Linked DNA regions of Homo sapiens: region 1 is linked to region 2. Evidence: read pairs that join two places in POLR2A ChIA-PET (ENCODE). Cell type or tissue: A673. All regions are shown on one strand. Links, peaks and the distances in the headings refer to the core of each region. The heading gives the core; the rest is flanking DNA.

What was found. Peaks named below come from ENCODE experiments on the same cell type or tissue, not always from the same donor. Only the 100,000 strongest peaks of a DNase experiment are listed, where the experiment ranks them.
Region 1: POLR2A ChIA-PET joins it to region 2 with 6 read pairs; 1 of 35 experiments calls an interaction of 5 or more read pairs at or near these places.

What each region holds. Positions count from the first base shown.
Region 1 is chr11:94,167,166-94,175,326 of GRCh38, forward strand. The region is part of intron 2 of PANX1 (pannexin 1); the gene reads left to right. Among named protein-coding and RNA genes, the nearest start is that of PANX1, 42 kb to the left of the region's middle. In A673, for the core only: a CTCF peak has its summit at 4,707 (motif pointing right); a DNase peak (open chromatin) is centred at 4,716.
Region 2 is chr11:94,943,605-94,951,765 of GRCh38, forward strand. No RefSeq gene overlaps it. Among named protein-coding and RNA genes, the nearest start is that of CWC15, 26 kb to the right of the region's middle. In A673, for the core only: no CTCF peak of the experiment used is centred there; a DNase peak (open chromatin) is centred at 4,827.

The sequences.
Region 1 (8,161 bases), core at 1,750-6,749, 780 kb before region 2:
CATACTCATTTTGCTCTCCCTCCTTCAAGCACACGGATTCTTCTCCAGACTGCACTGCCTGGGTTTAGGGGAGGGGTGGTGTAAGCAGTGCAAGACCGTACTTCCTACTCTCTTCAATGCCACTTTCGTTGTTATGTTAAAACCAGGTACAGTGATTGCTCCTCTGATTTTTTAGTTCTTAGGAGGGTGCTTTCTTGCATGGATACTTTATATCTTTTTATATTGTCTATCTCCTAATGGGGGTCAATCATTGGAGGGTTCAATTCAGCCATTTTGCTCTGCCTCCTCTTATGTACTGTCAAATTCTTGCTCAGGTTTTTCACATATGATATTCAGCACTCACTAGGAAATAACTAGATGTACAAGAAAACCAAGAGAAAAATCAGAAATAGAAACAAACCTGTTGGAGATCCAGATAGTGGATTGATCAACCATGCATTTTAACTAATCATTAATCATATATTCAAAGAATTATGATTATATGGAGATTTTTTACGTAGAACTGACTGAAAACTGCACCAAAATAATCAAATAGAAATTCTTGAGCTGAAAACATTTAGTCACAGTTGATTTCAGCTAACGTTGATTGAGGGCCTACCATATGCTGGAATGTATGTGCAGTGGCAGAAAGCCACAGATGACATGGTCCCTTCATCAAGGAGCTTGTTGTTTAGTGGAAAAAATAAACATGGAAGAAGGCAGTGAGAGGGAATAATCAGCTAAATGGTAAAAGGAGAGTGTTTCAGACAGTAGTGAACTCTGTTAAATGCTGCTGCAGAGAAGCCAGTGCAGTCTGGGAGAAATACAACTTACTGGATTTAATGAAAATATTGGGGATCCAGCAGGAATGATTTTAGTGGAGAAGTGGGAGGCAGATGGCTGTGGTGAAGAGTGAATGGGAGGTAAGGAAATGAAGATGATTAGACAATTTCTTCACAATTTTTTTTCCCTTTTCATAAACTCTCTCTTCCTGATAACCAGAAGAGAGAGGAACAAGCTGGGTGACAACTGGAAGGAAAATACAGGCCCAAAAGCACAAAAAAAGCACTGTCTGGGAGGGTGGGAAGCACTTTCTGGGGGAGGCGTGGCCTGTTGGGGGCATTGGGGCCTTGATTAACTATGATGCAGGGTAGGCTAGGTTACAGGGGACTTTGAAAACTAACCAGATGGATGGGCTAAATGCTGGGGACAGCGGGAGCCATTGCAGGTACCTGAGCAGGGTGAACTTGGCGGTTCCAAGAGTTAAGCCTCAGTAATGGTGTACAGGAGAGAATAGAGGCAGGGAGAGCCACTTGGTAAGCACAGAGTGAGGGTTCTAATTAGGGAACAGAAAGGAAAAGAAGCAGTTTTGTCCAAGAAGGCAAAGAGCAAACAAAAAGCAATACTCTTATGTCTTATTGCTGATTAGAAGATCACGCAAAAGGATAGTCGAAAGTGACATCAAGGGCCTAGACCAGGGTCAGCAAACTTCTGCAGAGGGCCAGATCATAAAGTTTTTTTGTCATTGCAGATCACATGGTCACTGTCGCAGCTACTTAGTTCTGCAGAGTAGACATGATTGCTTGTGGCCAGATTTGGCTCAGGGGCAGCAGTTTGCTGATCCTTGGTCTAGAGTGACAGCAGTTGAGATCTAGGGTGACAGCAGTGGAGGTGGGAAGTGCATCTTTTCTAAGACTCAGGGCATCTTTTCTAAGATACGGAAGTAACAAGATGTGCTGATTGGACATGGGAAGATGAGAGAAAGATCAGGATTAAGGACATGACCAAGGTTTCAGGCACCGGATGGAATGACACCTTCATGACACTTGAAGAAGCCTGGTGAAGAAGCAGATTTTGGAGGAAAATCAAAGAGTTCTGCTTGAACATGTTGAATCAGGTGCTGTGGTCCAGATGATGTGTCAGGTGGGCAGTGAGATATGGTATCTGGAGATTGCAGGCTAGAATAGAGCTATAGATATGGCAGATTGTCAGAAAATAGATAGTGTTTAAAGCTATAGGAGTGGATGGTGTTTCTTAGGGGGTGATTATATGTAGACAGGGGCAAGGTCTGAGGGCTGCTCCAACATGGAGAGAGGGTGGGGTAGGACCAGTCAACAGAGGAGACACAGAGAGGTGGGGTGATGAGGAAAGTTAAACAGTGTGCTGTATGCTTGAAAGGCAGGGTATCTTGTAAAGAAAGATGGTGTCAATGTGATAACCTGTGTCAGATGCTGCCAAGAGTGCGAGTAAGGTGAGGACTGAGACTTAGGCTAACTCTACATTTGGGTGGTATCATGGGCTGAATTGTGTCCCCCAAAAGATATGTCGAAGTTTTAACCCAGTGTGCCCTAAACTGTGACACCTTATTTGGAAATATAATTATAGCAGATGTAATTAGTTAAGATGGGGTCTTACTGCAGTAGGGTGGGCCTTTAACTCAGTATGACTGCTATCCTCATAAGAAGAGGGGAATTTGGACACAGACATGCTCAGAGGGAAGACAACATGAAGACACTCAGGGAGAAAACAGCCGCATGCCCACAGGGGGCTGGATTGGAGTTATGCAGCCAAGCCAAGGAATGCTGGGGCGACTGGAAGCTGGAAGACGCTGGGAGGATCCTGCCATGGAGACTCGGGAGGGAGCATGGCCCTGCTAGCACCTTGATTTTGAACTCCTCACCTCTAAAACCATGAAAGAAAAAATTTCTGTGGTTTTAAGCCATCAAATTTGTGGGATTTGGTTGGTAATGCCAGGAGTTAGAGAGAAATGAAGATTCAGCCTAATTGGAGAAATAAAACCTATACCAGATAGGAATATTAGTGCATGGCTTTCTTAGGCCAGATTCAGTAATCGCAGCTGCTTTATTTCTACGTTGATCTCTTTTTCAAGTTTTTCTTTTTCTTTTTTGATAAAATATACATAACATAAAATTTACCTTTCTCTTTGTAGGTATATAGCCCAGTGGCATTAAGTACATTTACATTGTTGCGAAACCATCGCCATTACCCATCTCCTGAATTTTTCATCTTCCCAAACTGAGACCTGCATCCATTAAGCAGTAATTTTCCATTTCCCCATCCCCCCAGCCCCTGGCAACCTCCATTCTGTTTTCTGTCTCTCTGCATTTGTCTATTCTAGATACCTCATATAAGTGAAACCATACAATATTTGTCCTTTTGTGTCTGGCTTATCTCACTGAAGAAAATGTTTTCACAGTTCATTAATGTGGTGACATACATCAGAATCTCCTTCCTTTTTAAGACTGAATAACATCCCATTGTAAATTTGTACGAGATTTTGTTTATCCGTTCATCAGCGCATACTTGGGTTGCTTGCCCTTATTGGCTATTGTGAATATTGCTGCTGTGAACATCTGTTCGAGTCCTCACTTTGTTTCTTTTGGATACATACCCCAAAGTGGAATTGCTGGATTCTCTTTCAAAGATGAAAAGGTTTTCTTGTGGCTTCTCCACACTGAGCAGACTCGGGACTGTTAAGCTGTTAGGGTCCTCTCATTCAGGCTCCGAGGGCCAGAGTGATCAGTGCCTTTTCTGAGGTCGCACAGCCAGATGGCAGGTGAGCCCACATCCTTCTTCAGATTTCAGACATGTTTCCCATGTGAGAAGGTCCAGTTCTAACTTCTGTGGCTTGAGAATTCTGGACTGTAGCCTGTAGGTGATGGTCACCTGCTGATGAGCTGCAGTTCAACACAAGGAGAGTCTTTCTGGCACAATTGCTGTCCAGCAGGGGAGCCCACTGTTGACCCAGGAGTTCCTTAGTTCAGCGTGCTCATGGACTTGCGTAATTTCTTCCCATGCCTGTATTTCTTACCTTGCTACTGTTTCTTCATAGAAAACTCAGTTCCTTAGCTGTTCTGGATACTGGCTATGCCTTCCCCATGCCCTCCTCATTGCTGTCATTCTCCCAGTCACCCCTCATTCATTCAGGACTCAGTCATGCTCATCCTCCTTCACCACCCCAAGGTGACTTCTGTGTCCTCCTGGATGGCACATCTAGCCTCAGTCTCTGTCTCATCTGCAAGAACTTTTACCTCCTTTCCATTTCCATCTCCATCATGAGTTCCTGTGGCCACCTCATTCTGAACTTGCTGTCACTTGAAACTAACTTCAGGCATCCCACTCCCTGTCTCTGCCTCCTGCCCTCCAAGGCCTTCCCCAAGCACTTTCAAATAAAATGGAAGCTTGACATGAAAATATCTTGCCATAATTCTGCTTTATTAATTCTTTATCTCTTAAGACTGTAAGCTTTATGCAGGCAGAGACCATGACCATGTCTTGTTTATCCATGTACCCCTGAGACAATGCGTAGTCCATAGTGGGTGCTTGAAGACTATATGCGGAAGGGAAGAGGGCAGTGAGGTAGTTGTGTGTCCTGTTCAGAACCAGACTTGGTTCTCCAGGAGCATCCTGACAAAGGATGGGGGATTAGAGGCACAGGGTTTATTCAGCACTTCTCAATTTAATTCTGATGCTGAAGTTAGGAGAGCTCAGTTACCCCAAAGAAGTTATTCAGTGTAATATTTAAGTCAGCACTGGTATGACACTGGTATGATCAATGGTGTCATTTTTCTCCAACCGACTTTGATTTCTCCCTGTCTTCCTCCTCCCTTTCTCTCCCACTCCATGCACTACTGATGACCTCTAAGGACACACTGTGAGGCCTTTGCTGGAGATGTGGGTACAGTCTCGGGGGGTGGGGGGCACCCAGTAGGTGGCGCTCTAACACTGCTTGAGAACTGGCTTTTTTTTTTCCTTTGAGTGTTCTGTTCCCTTTGTTCAAGTTTAGAATGCGGGAGGCAACTATTAGTAAGATTTCTCTCTGAAACAGGAAAGTCCGTTTTTGACTGAAAAAAACAATAAGAAAAACAAGAACAAAATTAGGAGAGTGGGCAAATCTTTATTTCTCTTAAGTAGACTCATAGAAACTTGGTTGGAGGAATCCTCTGAGGCTTTCAGACCAGAGGCTTCCAAACCTTAGCATTGCCAGAGTGGCCTTGTGAAAATTCAGGCTCCCGAGGCCATCTAGGCCATTAGGTTGGAGCTTCTGTGGTTAAGGTCAGGAATGTGGTTTTTATCGGCTTCCCAGGAGATTCTGATGTGAGCCCATCTTGCCGTACAATGTGGGCACCACCCATCTACACCATTTCTCAAATTCTCTGTGCATGCAGATCACCTGGGGATTTTGTTGAACTTTAGGCTCTGATTCAGCAGGTCTGATAGGGACCTGCAATTCTGCATTTATAACAGACTGCCAGGTGATAACTGAGGTTTGTGGTCTATGGACCACACCACTCTTTGAGAAGCAAGAATCCAGAGCCAGGGTTGGCAGACTAGGACACACATGCTTGAGCCAAATCAGTCCATACCTGTTTTTGTAAATAAAATTTTATTGGAACACAACTGTGCCCCATTTGTTCACACATTATCTGTGGCTGCTTTTGCACTATAATGGCAGAGTTGAGCAGCTGCAACAGAGACCATGTAGCTCTCAAACCTGTAATATTTACTCTCTGGCCCTTTACAAGAAAACCCTATGGACCCTTAATCTGGAATACTCAAGCTCTCCCAGATGATCACAAACTGTATTGAAAGGGAGCTCCTTGCCTCATAGGACAATTCATTGCATTTCATAGATCCGTGGGAAGGCTGCTCCTTGTCACTTGGTTCTACTTATCTTGGTAGGCATCTTTTCCTCCTTCTGTGAACAGATACTTTGCTCGCTGTCTTCTCCAGGGCTCTCCCCATGATGGGTTCCCTCCAGCTGCACTCCAGAATGTCACCCAGTGCAAACCACAGCACCTTTGGTGCTGAATAGAAGCCATGCCATCTGTATTTTCTGCCTTCTGTAAGCTTCTCAGGGAGTGCACATTAGCTTTCTGGGGTAGCTGTTCACTCTTGACTCCCGCTGTCTAGGATTGTCTGTAAGTGCGGTATTACCTGAACAGCATATAGCCAGAACAGACATCCTTCATGCATCTTTTTACTCCACTTCCCCAGTGCAGGATGTTCTTGGTTTACCTACTTCCTACTTTCTGACTGCTTTTCTCCATTTCTTCCAAGATTCTCTTTTTGCCTGACCCTTAAATGTTATAGGGTCTCAGGCCTGTTCGTGGTCTTCTGGTCTTCTCCTTCTGCCCATTCTCCTTGGATGATCTTAACCATACAGTTGGCTTTGACCACATATGTGCTGCCAAATCCTGAATTGTACAGCTAGATTCTTTTCCTTTATTTTCAGTTATCTACTACAGACCAGGGCGTTTTGACTGCAGGTATCTCATGTTCAAAATTTCTCATCTTCTCAGGTCTGCCTCCCACCTCACTCCCGTCTGCTCTGAATCTGGGACTCTTCATTTATTTCACCTGAAGGTTCCACCCCGTCATGCCCTTGCATGAGCTACACACCCGGCGTGATCCTCAGTTCTTCTCCTTTTCCGTCCCCCTCTTCTGTGTGGACACTGAAGTGTATGTCTCCCCCATCTGTTGCTCTCAGATCTGTCTTCTCTTCCTGCCTCTCTGCCACAGTGACCTCCTGCCTGGTCTCTCTCCTTCCCATGTGTTTCTTCTTTGCCTCTGTAGTGGTTTTCTGGAATATATTTGATTTTGCCCTCTACCAGTGGTACCCCATTGTGTATGGTGTGGGAATTTGTGGCCCTCTTAATTCAGTCTCTGCTTACACTTTTTGTGAGTTTCCTAGATCTGCTATAACAAATTACAACAGAAATGTATTTCCTCCTAGTTTTGGAGGCCAGAAGTCCACAATCAAGGTGTTGCCAGAATTGGCTCCTTTTGGTGCTTTCAGGGAGAGTCTGTGATGTGCTTTCTTCTAGTTCCTGGTGGCTGCTGGCAGTCCTCTGTGTTCCTAGGGTGGTAGATGCATCACTCCAGTCTCTACCTCTGTCATCACAGGCTTCTTCCTGTGTGTCTCTGTGTCTTCATTTGGCCTTCTGATAAGGACACAAGTCATTGGATTAGGACCCACCCTAATTTATCATGACCTTATCTTAATTTAACTAATTATATTTGCAAAGACCTATTTCCAAACAGTATCACACTCTGAGGTTCCAGGTGGTCATTAGTTAGGGTTGGGGGGCAGTATTCAAGCCAGCACACCCTTCCAGCCTCTGCTCTGTCTACTTCCTCACTCACAGGCTTGTTCATTTACCTTGGTGCTCTGGATGAGTGAGAATTCAACAGACAAACACGGAGGAAAGGATTCCAAGCAGAGGAAAGAGGATTCCAAAGGGCCACAGAGGTGACATTTGTGCTGAGTCTTAACATAAGGCTTTGTTTTATTTTATTGCCGCACTGTACTTTAAGACATAGTTCAGGTGTTACCTCTTTTATGAAGCTTCCCTGACCACCTCCCCAGGGACTTTTCTGTTCCCTCAGTGCTTAGTACCTACATGTTTTGATGATTTAATTATCAGCTTGTGTTCCCATCTGTCCTGTGTAATCTTGGGGCAGACTCTGTGCCTAGTCTGTGGGGGCCGTGCATCCAGCCCACTGCCTAGCACATAGCAGGTCCCCAGGAGATGTTTTTGAGTGAATTTACCCATCTGCACTTAATCCCCTAAGATGAGGTCACATGCATTTTAGGGGAGGAGTTGTTCAGTCCGAATTGGATGGTTCTTTGCCTTCGATGAGGTAGAGAGGATTTGAATATGGAGGGAAGTTGTACTGCTCACCCTCTAGGTTCCTTCCATCTGGAGGTTTCTGTTGTTTTAACTATAACCCATTCCAGAAACAGCACACATTTTTAAGGCAGATAGACTGAAAATTGTAGTTGGACAGCTGCTTGGTCCCACAATGATTTGAGAAGTTTCCCTATTCTTGGAAGAGCTCAATACTCACTCGAACATCATGCAGAATAGTGCCATCATGGCTTCAAGAGATGCTGAGCATCCCAGGCCTAATGTGGAGTTGACACAGCTTATGAACAAAGCTGTTTCCATCTGCAGATGCACCCTCAAAGCCCTGCAGCTTTTCCATATTTCTTATTTGAAATTAAAGACTGTAATTTTGTGTTATTTTGGATTCTTATTTCCTGTTTTACTACATTTTTATAGAATCACTGAAAGTTGCCTTTTTATTTTGGTGGGAAAAAAATAAAAAGAGGTTTTAGTGTGGAGAAAACCAAGAGATGTGGCATTAAATGATGTTA
Region 2 (8,161 bases), core at 2,086-7,085:
CTGCTCCTGCTCCTCTCCTTATATCCTTTACAGTGTTTCCCAAATAAACCTCCTGTACATCTCATTCTCTCTTGACATTGGCTTCTCAGAGAACCTGAACTGACACATGAGAGACATAAAAGAAGTGAAAAAAATATATGGCTTTCTTGTTTTAATGATAATCTATTTAAGAAGATTAAATGTACATATTTAATGTAAGAAACCATTAGTGGCTGGGCATGGTGGCTCATGCCTGTAATCCCAGCACTTTGGGAGGCCAAGGTGGGTAGATTGCTTGAGGCCATGAGTTAGAAACCAGCCTGGGCAACATGGCAAAGCCCCGTCTCTACTAAAAATACAAAAATTAGCCAGGCATGGTGGTGCACACCTATTGTCCCGGCTACTGGGGAGGCTGAGGTGGGAGAACCATTTGAACCCAGAAGGCAGAGGATGCAGTGAGCCGAGATCACACCACTGCATTCCAACGTGGGCGACAGAGCCAGACTCTGTCTCAAAAAGAAAAAGAAAAAGAAAAGAAAGAAAGAAAGAAAGAAAGAAAGAAAGAAAGAAAGAAAGAAAGAAAGAAACGATTAGAAACCATTCAAGGCATCCTCTAATTTCTGAAATGTAGCATTTATTCTTTTTACCATAAAGGTTGTATGCTACTTACAAAAATACATATGACTCAAAAGACAAAAATAGTGGAGGGAATCCAGGCAAAGGGAAAATAAGGCTGGAGAGTGACTAGCAAAGGAAGACTGGGATGAGTGGGTGAGGCGTGAGGATCCACTTGGAACCCCATAGCTGGTATGAAGATTATTTTAAGCTGAAGATGTTTGAAATTCAACAGATGCAGAAATAAGTTTTCTTGGAGCTTCCTTTATCTGATTAAAATCAGCAACTTCTGGGAAATGAGGCTGCCATAAATTCCCTCTTCAGGAGGGTCTACTTTCAGAAGGAAGAACTGAAATATACCTACCATAAATCCCCTGGAGTTTTATGGCCCTGAAAAAGACCACTTGTAAGTACCTACAGAAACAAACATTGTCACAAACTTTCTTTTTCTTGTTCTCCTAAAAACCCAATTTGTCTTTCTTAAGAAAACGATTTGTTCTTCCCATAGGAAGAACTTCCCACTTCCTCCCCACCCCAACTTTAACTTTAATGAGCTAGTTACTTTAGTTACTTCTTTCGTTAGCTCATATGCATGTGAATAAACCTTTTTTCTCCTGTTAATCTGTATTTTATTATTTTAGTTTGCAGGCCCCAGCTCCTGAATCTAAAAGAGTCGTAGATTTTGCAAAAATCTTTGCATATGAAAAAATAAAAAATAAATTAAAAAAATAAAAGAGTGGTAGAAAAAGTTTTCTACCTCATGACAAAAAGATCCATAGAGATTTGAGACCTTCTTAGTGACTGAGCAAAGAGGAGCATCTAGCCTTTATAGGACTCATTGAGTCTGTGGAGTAAAACCAATCTGGTTTCTCTAGAAGATGCACTAATTTTCCTGTTGGAAAGACCTGGCGCCATGGGAAATACTCCCATGACTCCTCATCAGAAAGACCTTGTTGTATGCAGTGTGGAAGATGGTCCTAAACAATACCCCATAAAAGCTACCATAGGATTTTGCCCAGGGCTGCTTTTCATGATATTCCACAGTGGAGAACAATTGCCTACCCTTGGGCAACTGTTCAGCAAAAGTGAATCTGTGGGCATCCAACTTATTGGTCTAAGAGCACAGCTATTTCATGTCCTAGTTTCATCCAGTGATAAAATTCATAATATGTAGATGAATGAAGAAATAAGGTATTTTTATTCATTGCTCCATTAACTTGATTTTTCATAAATCAGGCTCTCATATTGACTAAAATGTGGAAAAGCTCATGGTGGTAGCCTTTGGCAGGACCTTGAGGTATAACTACTACAAGTGACTACAAGGGGTAAATTCTTGTGCTTTGCCAATTCTTGTGCTGCCTGGAGAGGGCAGGGCTAAATTTATCCTTTGAACATTAAGAGATTGAATTAAGACATGTGTCTGGAAGGGCCTTATGTGCCTGGGAGAACACATAAGCACTAAATCTGCATTTACAGGAGATGTGAAGTGAAAGAAGGGGGACGGGAACAAACCTTAGCCAACCTCACTACTGAAGATCTGTTTGGGGTTACAGTGAACCTAAGGGTAAAAATGGTATCTGGGGACTTAAGACTATGAGTTAAGCACTGTCCCACTGTCGTTCATAATGTAGAAAATGGTTGCATTGCTCTTTTTCTCATGCACCCAAAATATGAAGAAGCCAAACAGAAACTGATGCAAATTGATTTTGCTTGTGTCTTAGTCTGTTCTGTGCTGCTATAAAAGAATATTACAGACTGGGTAATTTATAAAAGAATATAAATTTATTTCTCACAGTTCTTGAGGCTGAGAAGTCCAAAATCAAGGTACCAACATCTGATGAGCTGCTCCTTGCTTTCACAATGGCGACTTGAATGCCATGTTCTCCTGTGGGGAATGCTGTGTCCTCACACGGCAGAAGATGGAAGGGTAAGAAGAGGGATCGGCTCCCTCTGTCAAGGCCTTTTTTAAGGGCATCTAATTCCATTCATGAGGGCAGAGCCCTTAAGACTCAATCACCTCCCAAAGGTCACATCTGCCAGTACATTGCTTTGAGGATTCAATTTCAACATGAATTTTGAAGGGAGACAAAAACATTCAAACCATAGCAGCTTGCTTGTTTTTTGTTTGTTTGTTTGTTTTGAAAGGGGAAGACAGTATGGAATCACTTGCCATATTCAAGCAATTAATCAAATATTGAGGACCCTCTATTTTTCTTAGGGATGGGAGGAGGTGAGAATAAATAACACTAGGACTCTGTGAAAGGTCAGGAGCTCATAATGTGGTATGGAAGAGTTAGACCCATGAGATCCCTGATACACCAAAAAAGAAAATACTGTGGAAATATGAAAGGAAAGGTGCTGATTGTGTAAATGGCATCTAGGAAAGTTCCTGAGAAGATAATAGATTTAAGCTGGACCATGGAGGAATGAGCATAACTTGGAAAGACAGTTTGGGATGAGTGAGTTGGCAATCAAAGGAGAAGGAATAGTTTGAGTGAGGTCAAGAAGCAGGGAGAGTGACAGAATACCTGAGAAACTACAAGCAGACCAACATAGGGCCTGAGTTAAATGGTGGTATTATTATCTTGAAGAACATTCTTTAGGAAGCAGGGAATAGAGAGGCTTGGAATAAGCCACAAGTGGCAAACACTGGCCTCCCTAGACAACTGTTCCTAATGTAGCAGGATTCTCAAAATCAAAGCCTTTAGGGTTGAAAGGGGTAAAGATCCTCTCTCCCCTCCCCAGCACGCTACACTTGAGCGCCCTCGCCCAGAAACCTGACCTGAAACCATTTAGCCCACATTCTCACTCCTTGCCAGCACACAACACTGCCTCCCTGCACCTTGACAGCCCTGCCCTCGGATGGTGCTTTCTTCCCCCAGGCTGAAATCTGTCTTTAAGTCCAGACTCATCAAGGCTCATTGCCCATCCACACAACAGTCTTCCAGACAGATGAGTACAGGCATCAGTTCCCTTCTAGCCAACCCCTGAATGTTCTATTTTCTGGATTAAATATGAGATTTCTTCAACAGTCCCCTAAGTGGTAAAATTTTAAATCCATTCTCCATTCTTCTTGTACTTTCTAATTTACTTATTTTTAAACTTTTATTCAAGCCAGGTGCAGTGGCTCATGCCCGTAATCTCATCACTTTGGGAGGGAAAGGTGGGAAGATCTGTTGAGACCAGGAGTTCAAGAGTAGCCTGGGCCACACATAGTGAGACCCCAACTCCAAAAAAAATTAAAATTAAAAAATCAGCCAGGCATAGTGGCATGGGCCTGAAGTCCCTCCCAGCTACTCAGGAGGCTGAGGCGGGAGGATTGCTCGAGCCCGGGAGTTCCAGGCTGCAGTGAGCTGCAATCACACCACTGTACTCCATCCTGGGAGACAGCAAGACCCAGTCTCTTAAAATTTTTTTTGTCTATATTTTACTTATTTGTGTATTAGAGACCTGGTTTTGCTATGTTGCCCAGGCCAGAGTGCAGATGCTATTCGCAGGCTCGATTATAGCTCACTACAGTCTTGAACTCCTGGTCTCAAGCCATCCTCCCACTTCAGCCTCCTATGTAGCTGGGACTATAGGCGAGTGTCATCGCACCCAGCTTCTTGTACATTCTTGTTCTCCTCTGAATATGTTCATTTATTTCTCCTAAAGTGAAGCTTTACTGTTTGACACTCTGCCTTCCTCCTGCATGCTACTTTGCACTCCTTTAAGCACTGGGAATACAGCAGTGAAGAAAATAGATATGGCTATTGTTAATATGAGGGGTGGGAGTAGGTGGGGTGGAGGCAGGAGCGAACTAAGATTTGCTGATCATTTACTAAATACCAGACAGTATATACAGTATGCAAATAGCTGTATATATGTTATGTCTTATTCTTACAAGGATGGGATAATTATACCCATTTTGCAGATCAGTAAACTGAGGGTGAGGGAGATAAAATGGCTGGGCCAGTAAGTGGTGGAGCTGCGACTTGAACCCATCTCTGTTTGATCCAAGACAGGCTGACAGTCATGTCAGAAGACAGCATTATGTCTTAAACATCTTTCCCCGCATTTAGCATGGTGTCTTGCATATAGTAGATGCTCAGTTTTAGAACACATTTTTAGGCCTGCCCTCTAAAGAGAGTGGTGACTCACTGTTATAAGCAAAGCCCCATTCCAACTGCATTTCCTCTCTCTTTCTCCTGCTCTCTTCCTCTTTCTCCCTCTGTCTCCCTCCCTCCCTCTGCTTCAAAACCACAAACTTTTCCACACGAATGATCTTTCACTTTTCTTGGTATGCTGCTGGGCCTCGATACTCTCAGCCTTCTGACAACCTATTAAATTATTATGTTCTGCCTTCACATGTTTTATGAGCTCTTTTCCAATGACCCAGCTCAAGAGATAATGGGAGGGTGGATATAGTTATGTTCATCCAGGACTGACGGTTGGGTCTGCTAGTCTTCAGTAATTTTCAACTGTAAGAAAAACAGAAACTCAACGGAACCCTTTTTTTTTTCTCCGATTTACATGGCCTCAAACAACTCTATTTCCCTCAGCCAGGCTAGAGTCCTAAGCTGCATAATTGCCTCCAGGCTGCTCTGACCTGGAGCCCCTTGTTGCTGGTGGCAAGAGAGTCAAGAAGAGCCCAGTCTGCTTCTCACTACACATCCACCTCATCGCCTGCCTCATCTTGCCTCTCACTTGAGTCTTGGTCAATGACAAAGTGGTAAAAGATATCAATTCTGAGTGTCACTTTCCTCTCAAGGCTCTCAGACTTGGTTTATCTCTAAAGAACATTTTTTACCTTAAGTGCCAGCACATTGTCTTTGACAATTCTATGAACTTTTCCCCTAAATTGAGGGTTTTCTTACTTTAGAAAGGAGAGAAGAAGGAAGGAAAGGAAGGAAGTGAGAGGGAAGAAGGGCAAGAGAACTAACATTTGCTGAACACCTAAGCTTCTTACGTGCGTAAGATCATTTAAATCCCCACAAAAATTCACGTTCCCAGGATAAATACAAATGAAAGAAATGGCAGTGCTGCACAAAGTCATGATACCGGATGGAGAGATGAGGGGTTATATTTTGGAGATGTTTATTGAATTTTCAGGGCTTTTGGGCCATAAGTGGAGATGCTCATTAGATAATTGGAAATAAAGAATAGGAGTTTGGAATATAGATCTGGGCTGGAGACATAGAGATCAGCAGCATAAAGCCTGTGTCATCGTCTTCTGAAACAGCTTAAACCAAGCGGAGGAAACTTCTTCCCATTTCCACTCAACCTCCCTATCACCCACAATTCCCTAAGTTGCTGAATTTTCTTTCTTTCTTTCTTTCTTTCTTTCTTTCTTTTTTTTTTTTTTTCTGAGATGGAGTTTCCCTCTTGTTGCCCAGGCTGGAGTGCAATGGCGCGATCTCCGCTCACTACAACCTCCGCCTCCCGGGTTCAAGCGATTCTCCTGCCTCAGCCTCCTGATTAGCTGGCTTTACAAGCATGGGCCACCATGCCCAGCTAATTTTTTTGTATTTTTAATAGAGACGGGGTTTCTCCATGTTGGTCAGGCTGGTCTTGAACTCCCAACCTCAGGTGATCTGCCTGCCTCGGCCTCCCAAAGTGTTGGGTTTACAGGCATGAGCCACCGCATCTGGCCAGTTGCTGAATTTTCAAAACCCCGGGGACTGTGACCTGGCTATCCTATATGGATCTTGCTCACAATGTTAAGGGTAGGGGAGGCAGCCTAGGGAAACAGGCAGGAAGAGCTTAAGTGGAAGAGGCAATGAAATGAAAGGAAGAAATGAAAGGTCAACATCATGGAAAACCCTCATTGGAAGTGTCCATGCAGGGCATTCTCAAAACTTGAGGCAGCAAGTCCCCTTGTTTGTAGCATGAAAGGGAACAAGAAGGTTGTCGCAGCTGGGGGTGATGCCTGACATTCTTCTGTTCTCTTGTCCAGCCAGTACTTAGTATGACTTTGTGGTGACTGCCCAAACCTCTTCAGTACAGCACTGCTCAAATCCTCTTTGAGTTTATTACCACACTGTTCATATGAGGGGGAAACAGAAAAGAAATAGAAAAAAGAAATAAAATGAGCACTTAATCAACAGGTGATTGCTTGCGTAAATTATTGTAAACTTGCTCCAGTGATATACTGGCTCCCTGAAAAAACTGAAGACCCTGATTTATAGTGTTTTCATTATATAAAAACTGAAAAGCAAAAAGAAGGTGAAGGATCTAAAGCTGAAGAATATAATGCCAGGAAAGGATGGTTTAATAATTTTAGAAAGACAGTTGGCTTTAAAATGCCAAGAAAACAAGAGAAGCAGCTTCTGCCTGCCAAGAGGCAGCAGACGAGTTTCCAGACCCTGTTAAGAACATCACTGAGGGCCGGGCACGGTGGCTCATGCGTGTAATCCCAGCACTTTGGGAGGCCAAGGCGGGAGGATTACCTGAGGTCAGGAGTTCGAGACCAGCCTGGCCAGCATTGTAAAACCCCGCCTCTACTAAAAATACAAAAATTAGCTGGGCATGGTGGCAGGCGCCTGTAATCCCAGCTACTTGGAAGGCGGAGGCAGGAGAATTGCTTGATCCTGGGAGATGGAGGTTGCAGTGAGCTGAGATGACGCCACTGGACTCCAGTCTGGGCAACAGAGTAAGACTCCATCTCAAAAAAACAAAAACAAAACCCCCCCACACACTTTTAAATGGACTATAACATTATTAAAAATACATTTGTAGATATGGGGCTGGGCATGATTGCTCATGCCTGTAATTCCAGTACTTTGGGAAGCCGAGGCAGGTGGATCACCTGAGGTCAGGAGTTGGGAGACCAGCCTGGCCAACATGGCGAAACCCATCTGTACTAAAAATACAAAACTTAGCTGGGCATGGTGGTAGATGCCTGTAGTCCCAGCTACTTGGAAGGCTGATGCAGGAGAATCACTTGAACGGTGGGGCGGAGGTTGCAGTGAGGCGAGGTCATGCCACTTCACTCCAACCTGGGAAAAAGAGTGAAACTCCACCTCAAAAAAAAAAAAAAAAAAGAATCCGTAAATATGAAAAATCAATCTGCATAGTCACAACATCACTAAATTCCAGAACTGAATTTTTGAGAACAAATCACTTAGTTGCCTTAGGTACAACATGAGTGAGAGAATGCAGCCGCAATAAAATTTTTCCCCTGACCTTAGGACATTCTCTCAGGGTCAGAAACACAGATCTCCTAAGGCCTTTGGGCTTCCCTGTGGATCCAGAATTCCCACACAAAATGTAGTCAGTGTACCTCTGGACGAGCTATACTTGGGGTTTAACCAGTGAATTAACTTTGAAGAATGCCTCAACGTGAGTTAAAAATACATTCAGAACCTGTATGTTTTTCTAACATGATAGAGCATCTTATCCTTGCTGTTCTAAAAAATATATTAAAATACCAAAAGTGCATGAATTGCTGGAGGGAAAGGCAGAGTTGAGTTTGATTTTCCGCCTTGCCAACTCTAACCTCACCATCCTCCCTGGGGTCTGGGGAGTCCTTTCTCTCTGTCCTTTCTTAGGGAGTAGTTAGTGCAGCTGTGACATCATGCCACCTCCC